Linked DNA regions of Homo sapiens: region 1 is linked to region 2. The links are chromatin loops, found by intact Hi-C in ENCODE. Cell type or tissue: heart right ventricle. All regions are shown on one strand. Each heading gives the region's core, and the rest is flanking DNA. Links, peaks and the distances in the headings are about the cores only. Region 1 overlaps BSDC1 (BSD domain containing 1). Region 2 overlaps DCDC2B (doublecortin domain containing 2B).

The links. Hi-C counts contacts between places; a loop is a spot of excess contacts. Peaks named below come from ENCODE experiments on the same cell type or tissue, not always from the same donor. Only the 100,000 strongest peaks of a DNase experiment are listed, where the experiment ranks them.
Region 1: a loop joins it to region 2, with 2.1 times the contacts of the local background. A loop is called at or near these places in 16 of 110 quality-filtered maps.

What each region holds. Positions count from the first base shown.
Region 1 is chr1:32,372,974-32,378,341 of GRCh38, forward strand. BSDC1 (BSD domain containing 1) reads right to left here. Exons shown (of 11, transcript NM_018045.8): 7 at 5,242-5,310; 8 at 4,997-5,075; 9 at 3,289-3,768. Among named protein-coding and RNA genes, the nearest start is that of TSSK3, 13 kb to the left of the region's middle. In heart right ventricle, for the core only: no CTCF peak of the experiment used is centred there; no DNase peak of the experiment used is centred there.
Region 2 is chr1:32,213,277-32,218,644 of GRCh38, forward strand. DCDC2B (doublecortin domain containing 2B) reads left to right here. Exons shown (of 9, transcript NM_001099434.2): 7 at 1,521-1,656; 8 at 2,164-2,267; 9 at 2,526-2,916. The coding sequence ends at 2,621. It overlaps TMEM234 (transmembrane protein 234), which reads right to left. Exons shown (of 5, transcript NM_019118.5): 4 at 3,983-4,075; 5 at 2,924-3,671. The coding sequence ends at 3,577. Among named protein-coding and RNA genes, the nearest start is that of TMEM234, 6.4 kb to the right of the region's middle. RefSeq lists an enhancer at 2,469-3,668. In heart right ventricle, for the core only: CTCF peaks have their summits at 2,526 (motif pointing right) and 2,725; a DNase peak (open chromatin) is centred at 2,510; H3K27ac peaks cover 522 bases.

The sequences.
Region 1 (5,368 bases), core at 62-5,061, 160 kb after region 2:
GACAAAACATAGGTGGAAAGCAGCTCTGCGATGACAGGGATCACCCTGGGAACCAGTAAAACCCTTTGGCTAGGGTACCCCAAGAGACTCTGCTATACCCAGAGACCAAGCCTTATGTCACCCTAGGACTTGGGCCCAACAGGAAAAAGGAGTCACTTTGTCTCCAAGCCCCCATTCTTCTTTTTATTTCTTCTACTCTGTTCCCACTGTTCCAGCCTAGTCCAAGACTCTGGCTTCCTCCCACCTGACTACGGTTGTTTCTTGTGAGTCTTCTATAGCACATCCTCAGCCTCTCCTTTCACAGGCCCTGAGGGCAGCAGAGGCAGCATAGCAGAGTAGTTAAGAGCTTATGTTTACCTCTCCTGTAATTTCAATTCCATCCAGTCTCCAACCACTACTGATTTTTTCTGATCACCCTTTGTAGCCCAATTCCAAATGAAACCTATAATTTGTAACCCTCCAACTGTTTCACTATCCCTCATTCTCTCCCGTACTCAGCTCAGATTCCATGAGGCATCATTCTTATCACTTCTTGCATATACTTTCTTTTCTTTCCTATTTTTTTGAGACAGGGTCTCAGCTCTGTCACCCAGGCTGGAGGGCAGTGCAGCAATCTCAACTCACTGCAGCCTCAACCTCCCCACTCAGGTGATCCTCCCACCTCAGCCTCCCGAGTAGCTGGGACTACAGGCACGTGCCACCACATCTGGCTAATTTTTTGTATTTTCTGTAGAGATGGGGTTTCATCACAATGCCAGGGCTGGTCTTAAACTCCTGGGCTCAAGCGATCCACCTGCCTCAGCCTCCCTTAAGTACTGCAATTATAGGTGTGAGCCACTGTGCCCAGCGGACTTTCTTCTTTTCATCAACTGATTTTACCTGGCTAAACTTGAACCTAATTAGATCCAACTCCCCATCTGCTCTGTTCCTGCACCTGAGCAACTGAATATGGCTGAACAAAAATACAACATGTTGATGGTCTCACTTAAAACCTACAATCACAACCTCAGTGGGCCCTGGGACCATCCACCCAGCAACCCTATTACACCTGTCAGGCCCACCACCTACTCCTCCCTCTTCTACAGGACTATTTCACACTGAAATATTTACTGGGTGGGTCACTGATCTCAGGTTCCTACCACTAGAAATATGAGAAAAAGTACACAGATCTCACAGGGCTTTTGTAAGGATTGAGTAATATGCATATTACTGTGCATATGCATCTGTGCTTAGCACAGATCTAGACACAGAGAAAGTGCTCAGAGAATGTTACCTCTATTTTCATTTCCCCAAAGCAGGGCTCTACTTAATTCTGCTCTGACTGAGGATCTATCATGAAACAATTATCCCGTTTATGGAGGAGCAAACAAAGGCTTAGAGAAGATTAGTAATCTTTCTGAAGTCACATGACTTATGAACAAAGTTGGGATTTGAACCCAGAACTGTCTGAACTCCAGAACCCACAGCCTTAGCATCCATGCTCTGCTGCTTTATGGCCCCAAGGCCAACCTTCTGAATCCAGCTTAAGGTTTTAAATTCTGAAGTTCTATTTCTGAGTCAACCCACTCACCCTTCTTGTACCTCCTTCTCCTGGGAGAGAATACAGAAGAGTGGGTTTAGGTCACCGCGCCTTAAACATGCCCCATGCCCTTTGCTAGCTAGTCTTTGTAGGCCTCCTCAGCTTAGACTACCACTCCCCTGCACCTGCCCCAAACTCACCAACTCTCCTATACGAGGCTTGTCTCCTCAGTGAAGCACCGCAGATGTCCAGAGATTCCTTCTTTCTCTGAACTCCTCCAGTACCAGACTGGCCCACCCTGCTTTATGCTTCCTCACAAAGGCTGCGGCTTCTGCCCCTCTCCCACTCAGTGTCTCATAAAGAACAGGTAGGAGCTCAGGCCGGGCACGGTGGCTCACGCCTGTAATCACAGCACTTTGGGAGGCCGAGGCAGGCAGATCACAAGGTCAGGAGATCGAGACCATCCTGGCTAACACAGTGAAACCCCATCTCTACTAAAAATACAAAAAATTAGCCGGGCATGATAGCATGCGCCTGTAGTCCCAGCTACTCGGGAGGCTGAGGCAGGAGAATGGCGCGAACCTGAGAGGCGGAGGTTGCAGTGAGCCGAGATCGCGCCACTGCACTCCAGCCTAGGCGACAGTGAGACTCCGCCTCAAAAAAAAAACAATAAAAACCAGGTAGGAGCCCAATGGATGACCTCATTGATCAAAGTCAGAAGGGAGACACTGGGTTGGAGACTGGAAACTCTATGGTTTCCATCAGGGAATAGGTTAGGGGTGGGGTGGGGTCCATTTCCCATCCACTGTGGCAAACCAGTCCCTTACTACACCAGCAGGCCAGGCCTTACCTGCTGGGCAAGCTTTGTGGCTGTGGCTGGTGCTGAGTGTTAGCAAAGACAGGAGGATGTGTGTGTGAAGTGTACAGGTGGTGGGGGGACTGGAGGGGGGGTTCTTAGTGATAATCAGCCGTCCCTGAAGTGGTATTTTGGATGTGGCAAAAAGGCTGACTGACACCAAGGCTATCCTTGTCCTTTAATTCCTGCAGTTACAGAGGTTGCTCTTTGACATAAACTCAGAGTCTCCAGTCTAAAATTCCATTACACAGATAAGAAACTGAAGCTCCATTACTCAAGCTGGGTCGCTGTAAATTCATGGGTGTTCATTATTTCTTCTTTAAACTGTAGGTATGAGTTTTGTTTATATATTTCATAATAACGAAGGCTTGGGGAAGCTGAATGACTTTCCTAAGGTTACACAGGAAGAAGACCCTTAACATCAATGTCACTGGGATTCCCAAGCCAGGGTAAGGTTAAATTGTCCAAAAAGATAGAAATTGGCACAGTGTGCTAGTTAAGGGCATGGGCTTGGAGTCAGACAGCCCTGGGTCTGAATCTGGGCCTCCTGGCCATGTGAACTTGGGCAAGTTACCTAATATTTTTGGGCCTCACTTTTTTTCATTTGTAAAATGAGGACAATAATACTGAGAAATTAGGTGCCATATAACATATTTAGCATGGGATCTGGCATCAAACTTGTTTTGTTGACTCTTAAGATGCCAACAATTGAAGATGCATTCTTATTTCAGAGATGTTGTGCAACTTAGAATGAAATATGTTAGCAAATAGTCAATATATAGCAGCTGTCATCATTATCAGAAACGAAAAAAAATCTGCTCATAGTATCCTAACAAGGGACAAGGAGACAAATCTGCCTCAGGAGGTGGCCCTGACCGCACACAACCCTCTGGGCTTGGACCTCCAGACCTACCTTTCTTTCCATTGTTGGAGGGTGTAGACTTCCCACTATCCGAGTTCAGCTCAAACACCCGTAAGTCTGTGGGCGCCTCCTCCCTCAGAGTCTCTACTCTGGCTGGAGGCCTGGGCTCTGGGCCGCCGGTGTGGCCAGCAGGCGTTAGGGGCTTGGAGTGAATAGGGGGTGAGGGTCCAGTCTCACCCACATCCACAGCCAGGCCCTGTTCCTCCAAGGATGCCTCTAGCAGCTTTTGGGACAGGTCCTTGGGTAGCACTCGTGCCTCAGGTGCAGTGGCCGGGTTGGCGATCTGTGTCACGAGGGAGATGCTCTCACTGCTCTCTGATGGAGTCACCTCTGCTGGGGGCTCAACTGAAGTCACCAGATTCTCTTCACAGGGGCTCTGGGGGCCAGGTTCTCCTTCAGGGAATGTAGAAATTTTGGCCACAGGAACCTTTGCCTCTTTTGGAGATATGGGTGAAATGCCCATGAGCTCCTCTGTAGAGAGAGAAAGGGAGGGGCAAGAGGGAAATGTAACCTGGCCAGCCATAAGACAACCTTGGAGCTCTCAAGTTCCTGCCAAAGTGTACTCTGATCAAGACTCAAGCCGGGCATGGTGGCTCACACCTGTAATCCCACCACTTTGGGAGGATGAGGCGGGTGGATCACCTGAGGTCAGGAGTTTTTGAGACCAGCCTGGCCAACACGGTGAAACCCCATCTCTACTAAAAATACAAAAAATATTAGCTGGGTGTGGTGGCACGTGCCTGTAATCCCAGCTACTTGGGAGGCTGAGGCAGGAGAATCGCTTGAACCCGGGAGGCGGTGGTTGCAGTGGGCGGAGATTGCGCCACTGCACTCCAGCCTGGATGACAGAGTGAGACTCTGCCTCAAAACGAAAAAAAAAAGACTCAATAGTGTCATTCAGCTCACCCCTTCGCCATCACAACGCTTCTGCAGACAGTCCCTGCTAGTCAAAGTCCTGTTTAGCCCTGGGGCCTAATGCCTGGTGGGCTTCCAGCAATGCAGTCCAAGGGGCTGTTATGGATTAGAAAGCCAAGGCTCAGAAGTGAGTCAGTTTTGGGTTCAGGTTGGACTCTGCTACATCCTAGGTGTATGATTGGGCAAGCCACCTAACTTTTAACTTACTCTTAACTTACTTTTATCCTTAAGAGGGGTAATGGGGTTGTGGTAAGGACTCTGTGTAGAGCTCTTAGGGCAGCCTGGACATATGGTGTAAACAAGAAATGCGTTAATATTATATCATCCAGAAGGCTTCAACATGCTGTTCTAAGCTGAGCTACAGGTAGAAGATGCTCAGCTCCCTCCCTAACTCAGTGGTTCCCAAACCAGCCTGGGCATTAATATTACCAGGGAACTTGTTTAAAATACATGTCTGGCCGCATCTTTACAGTCTTCTTTAGAAGGTGGGGAAAGGAATCTGGATTTTCAAGAAGCTCCCCAGTGACTAAGCGGCAGCTGGTTCATGGGCTGGCAGGGGAATCTACACCAACTGACACATGTGATTTCTGTAGCTAAATCGGAATTCCACTAGCCTTGTTCAATATCCCCTTGTTAGCTCCGCCTATCCTCACACATACAATGTGCTTGTTCCCTACTCTTCCCTGATGGGCACCAAGTCTCTCCAGGCTTCAGAGAGCATGGCCCAGCCCAGAGCGTCCCGCACAGATGTGACACTTGCCCCTCACCTCTCAACGCCTCTTACCTTCCTCCTCCTCCCAGCCGGGCTCTTCAGAGATGCTCTGTTCCGCCCGCTGCTTCAGGGCGTCCCTCCGGGCCTGCTCCTGAATGTGGGGGAGCAGAAGGCCACAGGCAGTCAGGGCACCCTCTTCCTAGACCCTGGTCCTGATCCCACAACTCTTGGCACCCTGTATCCCTTTCTTCTCTCAATAAATCCAGCCTGCTTCCCCCAGGGTTGAGTGGGGACCTCCCCATGCTAGACCAGCATACCTGCTCTAACTGATGGACTTTATAGAAATACCGATGCCAGAATTCTGAATGGGAAACAGCTGCTGGAACCTGGAGGGAGGGGAAAATGGAGGTGAGACTTTGGGAGTGTTTGTGTGGGGTCTGTGTC
Region 2 (5,368 bases), core at 189-5,188:
CCACCTTGGCCTCCCAAAGTGCTGTGATTACACTATGCCCAGCCTGCATCCTCTTAATAATTTTTTTTTTTTTTTTTGAGACGGAGTTTCACTCTTGTTGCTCAGGCTGGAGTGCAATAGCACAATCTCAGCTCACTGCAACCTCCACCTTCTGGGTTCAAGTGATTCTCCTGCCTCAGCCTCCCGAGTAGCTGGGATTACAGGTATGTGCCACCACACCCGGCTAATTTTTTTTTTTTTTTTTTTTTTTGAGATGGAGTCTCGCTCTGTTGCCCAGGCTGGAATGCAGTGGCGCAATCTTGGCTCACTGCCAGCTCCGCCTCCCGGGTTCATGCCATTCTCCTGCCTCAGCCTCCCGAGCAGCTGGGACTACAGGCACCCACCACCATGCCCGGTTAATTTTTTTTGTATTTTTAGTAGAGACGGGGTTTCACCGTGTTAGCCAGGATGGTCTCGATCTCCTGACCTCGTGATCAGCCCACCTCAGCCTCCCAAAGTGCTGGGATTACAGGCGTGAGCCACCGCGCTCAGCCACACCCGGCTAATTTTTTTAATTTTTAGTAGAGACAGGGTTTCTCCATGTTGGTCAGGCTGGTCTCAAACTCCCTCAGGTGATCTGCCCACCTCAGCCTCCCAAAGTGCTGGGATTACAGTCGTGAGCCACCTCGCCTGGCCACTCTTAATAATCTTGTGAAAGAAAGATTATCCCCATTTTCCAGAGGTGGAAACTGAAGCTGAAAAGTGAAGTGGGCCTTGGGCACGATGGCTCACACGTGTAATCCCAGCACTTTGGGAGGCTGAGGAGAGTGAATTACCTGAGGTCAGGAGTTCAAGACCAGCCTGGCCAACATGGTAAAACCCCATCTCTACTAAAAGTACAAAAAAATTAGCTGGGCATGGTGGTGGGTGCTTGTAGTCCCAGCTACTTGGGAGGCTGAGGCAGGAGAATCACTTGAACCTGGGAGGCGGAGGTTGTGGTGAGCTGAGATCACACCACTGCACTCCAGCCTGGGTGAGAGAGTAAGACTCAAGTCTCAAAAAAAAAAAAAAAAAAAAAAAAAGTGAAGTGATTTGTTCAGGGTGACAGAGTTATTGAGTGGCAGGGGCCAGACCAGAATTCTCATCTGATTTGCAGGACTTAATACCTTCTTGCTAGGTTGGACGCTGGGAGAGAGAATTGGTATATTTGGCACAGCAGGGTCCAAGGGAACTTATATTATCCAGCTCTAAGCCCTCCCAAGAAATGAGCCAGTGAGCATGGGGCATGGTGGTGGGGGTGGGGAAGCACAGTCTGGTTTCACTGGGCATCGAGGAGTGCCAGGCATCTACTGCTCTGTCCCTGGATAAGTCAGGCTGGTGGGAAGAGGCAGCAAGGAGGGAGGACGTACTTTGTGAAGACAGACGGTGTCTCCTCTGCCATGTTCCTGCAGGCGTCAGGGGCTCTCTGAAGCCTGAACTGGGGAGTAGGAAAGGTAAGAATGGCCAGCAATCAGGGTCCAAGCCCAGTGTCCCTTCTCTAGGCCCAAGGCCACAGGGCCCAGGTAACCCAGCCCTCTCCAAAGGAACCAGACCGAATTAAGCCATCTGCTTTCTATGCCAGACCCCAGCAGACCATTCAGCCAAGAAGCAAGCTCCCCACACTCTCATTCCCATCAGGTGAGGGGTCCCTGGGGCTCAGGCCCTTCTCAGCTGCCCTTTGACAGTGACATAGGTTGGTCCCTGCTGTTGTTGGGGATGTCCATGGGAGCAGAATGCTCAGACACAAAGCCGGCACTGGAAAAAAAAAAAAAAGATAAAGGAGTCTGAACCTACTGTGGCTCAGGAGACTGCCCGTAAAAAAAAAAAAAGCTGGTACTGACCTCATCATAACTGTCTCCAGCTGCCCCCGTCTGTATATCCTGTCCCTTCTTCACAGGGCCTCATCACATGAAAAGAAGCACCTGGAAAGGGCAGTGCTTAAAGCGATAAGACTTCAGGGGTGGGATATAGAGGGGATGGGGGTGGGACCAAAGGCCCACCTCTCACTTCCTTGCCATCCTGGGAGGTGGTGGGGAATGCAGAACCAGGTTCAGGGGAGGGAAAGGGGCTAGCATGAAGGTCCAGGGCAGGAATGCTGAGGGCTCTTCAGCCTGGGCATCACCCAGTGCTGCCTCCCCTCTTTAGGAGTTATAGGAGTATATGGAGCTCCCCACCGAAGGAAGGAGACAGCGGGGGCCCTGGAAGTAGCAGATGATGAAGACACTCAGACAGAGGAGCCCTTGGATCAGGTAAGCTGTTGGATCAGGAAACAGTATGTTGGGGTGGGAGGAGCTCTGAGCTGGAAACTGGCAGCCTTGGGCCCCAGGAACAGTTCTCCTCCCTTGTGATTGAAAGTAAATGATCTCCTAACTTCCTACCTTGTTAAATGAGGAAGCAGTTCCTAATTTCCAGTTTCTTCCTTCCTTGGGGTTGGGGACCTCCTGGCTGAGAGCTGGAGGCTGGCCATACTCACGGCTCCATTCTGTATGGCCTTCCACCTCCTGCAGAGGGCAGCACAGATAGTGGAAGAGGCCTTGTCCCTGGAAAACCAGCCTGGGGCTGGGGCTGCTATCTCAGCCTCAGCCCCAGCTCTGCCATCTTGAGAGCCAGCAGCTCCAGAGGGCAACTGGGGACCACTACTCTGGCCACCTTTTGTCCTTAGCCTCCAGCAGCTTGTTCCTCAGGAGCCAGCACCTCCGCTGGGCTCACAGGGTACACTGCGGCCTCCTCAGCCCTCCCCGTTCTCCTGCTCCTAAACCCACAGCCCAGCCTTCCCTTCCTCTGAGCAGAGCAGCCCTGGCTGTGGGGGCTATTTCCTTATGGGATTCTCTGGCCAGAGAAAGGAGTAGCTGACTAAGCCTGGGAGAGGGTTTGTCACAATAAAAGAATACTTACTAACCTCTTGTCTGTTTACCATAGATTTATTGACAGCTACTACTCGCCAGGTGTGCTGGAGTCAGGTGGGGCTGGGGCTCACAGCTCTCTACCTGTTTAAGAGGGGCTGGCAGTGAGGATTTCTGCCTACCTCATGGGTGGGGCAGGCAAGGCTAATAGACAGCTCATTTCCTGCATCTGCCACTCCGACGCACCTTCTTCCCTCGGTTCCACCCCTCATTCAGCCAAAGCGCTCTGACTGAGTCCCAGAGGCCTCCCGTTTGCATTTCTGGCTCAAAGTCTGCAGCTGGCCCTTTCCATGCAGCTGGAGTTCTGCAGTCCATGGAACCTGCCACCATGATAGTCCAGATCAGGCCACAGTAATGGTGGCTGGGCTGGGAGCCTGAGATGTTAGCAGGAAGAGAGCTGCTGGGGCAGAAAGGTTGCTGAGGGTGAGCGTAGAGTCTCCTGTGCTAAATCCCCGCAGCTGAACAGCACTTGAAGGTTACAAAACTCTTTCACTCTTGTTCTCTTATTGTGATCCATGAGGTAGCTGTTATCCCCATAAGAGAGGAGGAAGCTAAGGCCAGAGAGGGGAAGTGCTAGGTCCATCCGCTCACTGCCAGCACTTCATGGCCCAGGGGCTTCCTGGAGGCAGCAGAGCTGGAAGTGGGTTCGGCCCACTCAAAGGGTAGACTGTTGCCCCTGGGTCTTACTCACTGAGCTTGTGATGCAGAGTGAAATTCCTATCACGGTGAGCACCATGCCAGCAACTGCTCCTGGGATAATAGGCAGAAATCAGGAGGGTCTGAGCTCAGCCATGCCAGTAGGAGCTGGTACAGGGCTGGAGGAAGGGCTCAGATGGGGTCTGGTCTTCAATCCCAAACCCCAGCCTCTGTCTTTCTCCAGACTGTCCAGGGGAAGGGAACTCTGATGGCCACAAGGAAGCAAAACAGCTGCAGAGGAAAGGGCAGGATGGGAAAAGGCCGTGTCCTCACCCACTCTGGGGAGATGGGTTCTGGGAAGGAACTAACACAGGTATGTCGAGATCCACAGAGCTGCGTCCCGCACTCGCAGTAGTCTAACTTACGTTTTCCACCAATATCTTCTCCAAGGGCCTTCCCAACAATCAGTGTGAAGATGATAGCCAGAGAGTTACAGATGGGCACAGCCAGGGTCAGATCTGGGTGGTCAGAATGAAAAGAATGCCTGAGATGCAACAAATGCCTTTCTAGGCACAAAACACTTCCATCATCATCATTTCATACCTTTAAAAAAGGTATCAAAACCCCATCTTCCAGATGAAGTCACAGCAAATCTCAGGACTCAAACCCACATCTCCTGACTCCACGTTCAGTGCTTCCCAGGATTCCAGCATGAAGACCTGAACTCTGAGGTCTGGGACCAGCCTGGTTTGATAATGAGAATGAGGTCTTTGCACTCAAAGAGAACTCGTGAGATCTCAAGGACATCTGGACGGACAGGCAGGCACCCAAATCCCAAAGGATGAGTAGAGAGTCAGGTAACACCAAGCACAGCCACCATTTATTAAGCACATACCATGGCCTAGGTGCTTTGTGTACATATCTCAGTTTTCACAACACTGCAAGAAGGGGATTATCACCATTTTGCGTAAAAGAAACAAAGGCTCAAAGAAGTCACATAAACTAAGGCAAGTTGAGGATTTAAACCAAGGCTTGCCTGACTCCAAAGCCTGCGCCGTTATTAAACTGTGGATATAGACAGAGCAGAACATCAGATGAAGCACATTTTGTTTCTGTTTCAGCCCAAGCTCAGGCCTTATGGAGTTAAAAATAAAAAGTGTCAGAAGGAAGGAGCAGGACCTGTTCAGGACATTGGGCTGGACCTGTGGTGTGGGTAGAGGGCATCATAGCCCAGGATCTGTTCCTTAATTTTGAAGTTCCAAGGGGCTGACTGCCAATAAGCAAACTTGAAAAAGAGTAATGGAGTTGGCTGGGTGCAGGGTGGCTCACGCCTGTAATCCCAGCACTTTGGGAGGCTGAGGCGGGCGGATCACCTGAGGTCAGGAGTTCAAGACCAGCTTGGCCAACATGGTGAAACCCCGTCTCTACTAAAAATACCAAAAATTAGCCAGGCATAGTGGCGGACGCCTGTAATCCCAGCTACTCAGGAGGCTGAGACAGGAGAATCGCTTGAACCCAGGAGGCAGAGGTTGCACTGAGCCAAGATCACACCACTGTACTCCAGCCTGAGAAACAAGAGTGAAACTCTGTCTCAAAAAAAAAAGAAAAAGACTAATGGAGTTAACTTAAAATTTGTTGAGGGTAGATCTCCTGTTAAGTGTTCTTATCACATCAAAAAAAGAGCCACAGCCAGGCGCAGTGGCTCATGCCTGTAATCCCAACATTTTGGAAGGCTGAGACGGGCGGATCACCTGAGGTTGGGAGTTAGAGACCAGCGTGACCAACATGGAGAAACCCCGTCTCTACTGAAA